Linked DNA regions of Homo sapiens: region 1 is linked to region 2. Evidence: read pairs that join two places in POLR2A ChIA-PET (ENCODE). Cell type or tissue: MCF 10A. All regions are shown on one strand.

What was found. Peaks named below come from ENCODE experiments on the same cell type or tissue, not always from the same donor. Only the 100,000 strongest peaks of a DNase experiment are listed, where the experiment ranks them.
Region 1: POLR2A ChIA-PET joins it to region 2 with 6 read pairs; 2 of 35 experiments call an interaction of 5 or more read pairs at or near these places.

The regions. Positions count from the first base shown.
Region 1 is chr18:35,385,628-35,388,127 of GRCh38, reverse strand. No RefSeq gene overlaps it. Among named protein-coding and RNA genes, the nearest start is that of ZNF396, 9.5 kb to the right of the region's middle. In MCF 10A, a CTCF peak has its summit at 1,400 (motif pointing left); a DNase peak (open chromatin) is centred at 1,407.
Region 2 is chr18:35,477,377-35,479,876 of GRCh38, reverse strand. INO80C (INO80 complex subunit C) reads left to right here. Exons shown (of 5, transcript NM_194281.4): 3 at 466-577; 4 at 1,528-1,595. Among named protein-coding and RNA genes, the nearest start is that of ZNF24TR, 11 kb to the right of the region's middle. RefSeq lists an enhancer at 439-1,638. In MCF 10A, no CTCF peak of the experiment used is centred here; DNase peaks (open chromatin) are centred at 516 and 1,156.

The DNA of each region.
Region 1 (2,500 bases), 92 kb after region 2:
CCTTTACTAGTGGCCACAGAAGTATAAGAGGCATCCCTAGATAATTCCCTGAGTTTCAGACATAGTCCTTGCCCCTATAGTGTAGTAGCAACCCAAGTTCCTCTTGGTAACCATGATCAAGCACCTCCCCTATATAACTTTTTTATTTTCCAGTTGGTCCAATGGCATAAGAAGTCTAATATGTCTAGGAAGCAGTTTCACCCTCCTGAATGGTCCCATTCAATTGAAACACTGTGTCTGCTGGTAGAAGAATCCCTCCCTTGGGGACTATGACTTCCAAACCAGCATAGTTCTAAGTTTCTGAAAGAGGAAGAAAAATTCTGCAAATGGATTATTGGGTATAAAAGTGAGAGGAGTCATGCTCACTTTTACCCCTTGATGCCCAGATCCATGTAATCTGGCTATGAAGAAACAGCATCATATAATGATCTCAGATTCCAAGCATGTATGATACCCTGTAAGACAGAATGCTGTTGTTTTGGGGTGCTGTCTCCCAACTGACACCATAATTGAGTCTTCAGTAAGTGATTCCAACTTTCAGTTAGGCCAGCTGCTTCTGGATGTTGGAGTATGTGGGTGGTAAGACCAATTGATTCCTTCCATAGACATGAACTCATTGCTATCCTTCATTTGCTGTGAAATGAGATCCTTGATGAGAAACAATGCTGTGCAGAATACCAAGAAGATGACTAAGGCATTTCGTAAGTACATACATAGTAGGGCTAGCTGAAGAATAACAGGCAGGGAAGGTGAATCCATATTCAGAATATATGTCTATTCCAGTGAGGATTAATCTGTTTCCTCTATGAATAAAATGGTCCAATGTAATCAACCTGCCACCAGGTGGCTGGCTGGTTCCCATGGACTATTTGAAGGGCTTAGTGTTGCCCTCTTCAAACGGTGGAGGACCATTTGAAGGGCTTAGTACTGGCCTCTGCTGTTGACAAAGTAGGTACACATGGTGGTGTTCGCTAGGTCAGTTTTGGTGAGTGGAGACGGTCCCTGTTTTTGAGCCCATACATAGTCTCCATCCTTGCCACTGTGGCTACTTTGTTTACAGTCCGTTGAGCAAGCACTAGGGAAAGAGACTGACTTATATTCACCGAGAGTGTCATTTTGTCCACGTGATTGTTAGGCACCTCCTCTGTGGTACATAGCCTTGGCTCACTGGATAGCAGAAAAGTCACTGTTTTGCCATGGTAGTGAAACTTTCCTGAAATCTGCCCTTCAGAACTTACCAGAAGTCTTCCCTCTAGAATGCAAGAGACAGCCATTCACTGGGAGGCTTCTCACTGGAGGCACTCGGCTACAAAACTGCCCCAAAGGATGCAAGAGCAAACAGGGAGGAGCTGTTACTGGATGCTAGAGAAGCTGTGCGCACCAGACCCAGAAGGGAAGCCCTTCCTCCTGCAATGTCTCTCTAGCGCCTCCTGCTGACAAATTGTTAACATCACGCCTACTGTTAAGGAGCTTTTTTCTTATTTTTCCTCCTGTGATTTGGTTTATCAAACACTGTTTCTACAACTTAATATTAAACTAAGAAATTAAATGAACTCTCCCTCACACACATATGAATTAAAGGCAAATTTCTCACCATTTCCTCAAAAATGCCATTTCCTCAAATCCTCTTTCTAGGTAATAATTGTCAGAACTTGCAAGAAGTATGTTTTTATTTTATTCTAATTATTTTCCTGAGGGGCATCAGGATCAAATAGGAAGAACAGAGTCAGGAGATATGGGATCCAGTTTGGGTTCTGTCACTTAATAGCTGGCTAAATTGGGATAAGCATTTTCACTGTGGGGGTCTTTAGTTTTGTCATCTAGAAAAGAATGGAGGCAGAACAACTGCTCAGTGCATTGCTTCCAGTTTGCCTATTCTCATTCCAGTTTCCTGCTTCCGGGAAATTTTATGAATGTACAAAGTGAGTGATGATTAGTTATAGATCACATTGGTTTCCATTTCATCTCCTCCACAAGGCAGAGCCCTGTATTTTCCTGTGACTATAAATACATCCCATCATAGCCTTATATTCTGTTTACCATATTTTGTCGTGGTCTTTGCCAAGGGGTAGATTCCAAAGGCATCAGGCAGTTGGATAGAATGACTTGTATTCAAATTTGCGGTTTGAGTCTCTCCACCCATCACAGATGTTGCTTTCCCAGGTGTCATAATCCACCTTCCATCCAGGACTTGCCACCTTTCTTAGGCCCCTTCCTTCATTCTCTGCCTTAAGGAAATAGATTTAAAAGACCCACTTCATGTTACATAGCAGTCACAGAAGGGTGAATTTCAACAAATTACTAGCTGGCAAAGGCAGTGTGCTGGGTTGAATACCCCCAAAATTTGTGTCCACCTAGAACCTCAGAATGACCTTATTGGAAACGTACATTTTTTGCAGATGTAATTAATTAAGATGAGGTCATACTTGATTGCTAGGTGGGTCCTAAAGCCAACGACTGGTGTCTTTTAAAAAGATGATAGATACATGGAACCACACTC
Region 2 (2,500 bases):
AGAAGAGTACCCATACTGCAACTGGGGCTTTCTCAACTTTTCCAGGATCCCCAGTTTACATGGCAGAGACTTGCCCCGAGAAGGGAGTTGAGAGATGCAGTCCTGGATTTAAATCTGACTTTGTAGTAAATTTATCTTAAAGTATGAAGAAATTCATGAATGAATTCTACAAAGTTAGACCCAATAAAGGCTTTTTTTTTTACGTGCATATAAAGAAGTAGCCTTTTATTTCTACTCCAGCACAAACTAACTCAAGGGTTTTGACAATCTGAAAACTTCTTTTTTAAACTAAGATTAACATGTTAATGTGTACAGTGAAATACCTTTTAAAAAAAGTCTCAGGGGTCTTAATGATTGTTGACAGATGAGAGGTATATTACAGTTATGATTAGGCATAAATGTCAGATGTCGAAATGGTAGTCTCCATTGGTTTTTGTTTCTTCTAATCCATGCCTTCAATTCAAGCACTCTGGCCACGGTGGCGCAGTAGCTGGCAAGAAGAACAGAACCTGGAAGAACCTGAAACAAATCCTCGCTTCTGAAAGGGCATTGCCGTGGCAACTGAACGATCCTAACTGTGAGCTGTCTAGAGCCTTCCATGTGTTTGTAATGTTCAGAGTAGGAACTGTCTTATAACAACCTACATTATTGTATTGTGTTTGCATCATTGTAGGAAATAATTTTTAGCTTGAGAATTTTATAGTGGCATCAGTCTGGGCAGATTATGTGTGTATTTTCTCATAACTGTATCTGTATTGAGCCTATTTGTTTGTGTTGTCATGGATGTGTGGTTTTTAGGGTCATAGGTCCCAATATGATAATATTGGTGTTTCTACTAGACAAACTTCTTATTCAAAAGTCTACTCTTAAAATGTGTTTCCAAAAACAAGGTAGCCCAAGTATAATACCAGATTTAGGAGGGTTCCTGACAACCAGCTTAAAGGCCAGCTCTTTTATACTTTGTGAGCCAGTGTTTAGTAAATACTTCATGCTGCAGTGTGTCCAGATTTATGTAAAACACTGTTATATGTTCTGTTCAGCTTCACTGGAAAGTACAAGTTCAAAGTTCTCACCATCTCCTACTCCACTGTACTTCTTTCATGGGGGTGACTCACATGGGTGACAAGTGAGCTAGTCATTCATTCGTCTGGGTGTGGACATGAGGGTGTCAGGGTGCTCAGATCCAGTTATTGGCTCATTTGGCATTTCATCACCATCAGCCCATGTAGTGTGAGATCGTGAAAATAGCTGGTGGGCAGATGAGCTTTCCGGTGGTTCTGTGGGAATAGAGGGTCCCTGGTGACAGGGCAGGGCTAGATCTGGAGCCTGCACTTGGCCTGTGACATACTGTCTTGTTTCTGAGAATCCTCCCCTACTTCTCTAGTTAATCTCCAGAGACTTCTGTGACTACTTAATCACAAAGGAAATTTTCAGGAATATTATCAAATACTATTTTAGAAAAAAAAAGAGAAGGGATTTGAATGTTTTCAGTTCAGTTTAGTTATCTTTTTTTTTTTTTTTTCCCAGACTTCAGTATTGATGCTCCTCCATCCTTTAAGCCAGCTAAGAAGTATTCTGATGTTTCAGGTCTGCTTGTGAGTATGATTATATCTCTTATAACATTAAATGGAAAAGATTTCACAGTAATGTCTAATTAGACAAGTGTTGAATATTGATCATGGCTGGTCCTGCCTGGAGCCTGTCTACAGTGATAGGTGATAGGTTTGTGCAGTGTGTTCATTGCTGCAAACAGGCATCTGTGGGGGCAGCCTGCAGGGAGGATTGAACCAGAAAGCAGGAGACTCCAGCTTCTCTTCTTTACCTCTGCTAGTTAACTATATGAGATAACATGAAAGAAACAACTATGTATTTCTTTTTTTACTGCTGAAGTTTTAAAAACCTGCATTTTAGATGATGATTGTATTTACAAAACCATGTTTAAACTTCTCTAAACAGGTGCTTTGGCAAAGGTTGTGACATTCAAACTTATTTTTAAGCATCAGAACCCCTTTTCCAAATGAAATCTTTTACAGAATCCAATATATAACAGCCTGGAGCCCACCTTTCTGCTGTGGTCCCATGTGGATCTGGCCGCCTATCTTCCTCCCCACTCCCCACCACAGTGACTGCTCAAGTGCTTCTGGGGAACACAATTCAGAAACTGCCAGCAGAGCTGAAATAGTGGGAAGTGGGCAAGTTGCTAAAGCTCAGGAACCTCAGAACACCCCCATTTCCTTATTTGCAGAAGGTGGAACCTAAGATTCATCTTTTTTTGTTTTGTTTTGTTTTGTTTTGTTTTGTTTTCTTAAACAAATGGATGAACTTAGAGATTCTTTTAATTAGCTCTTGCATGTCAGGGTCTTAATCCTTTTTCATCTCATAAATTTGGAAAAATAATTTAAGTACTTTACATTTTAATGAAAATATGACTCCAACTTATCTAACAAATTGACCAAATTAATTATGTACGGAGGAGAATTGCCTCCTTTGTTATTATTAT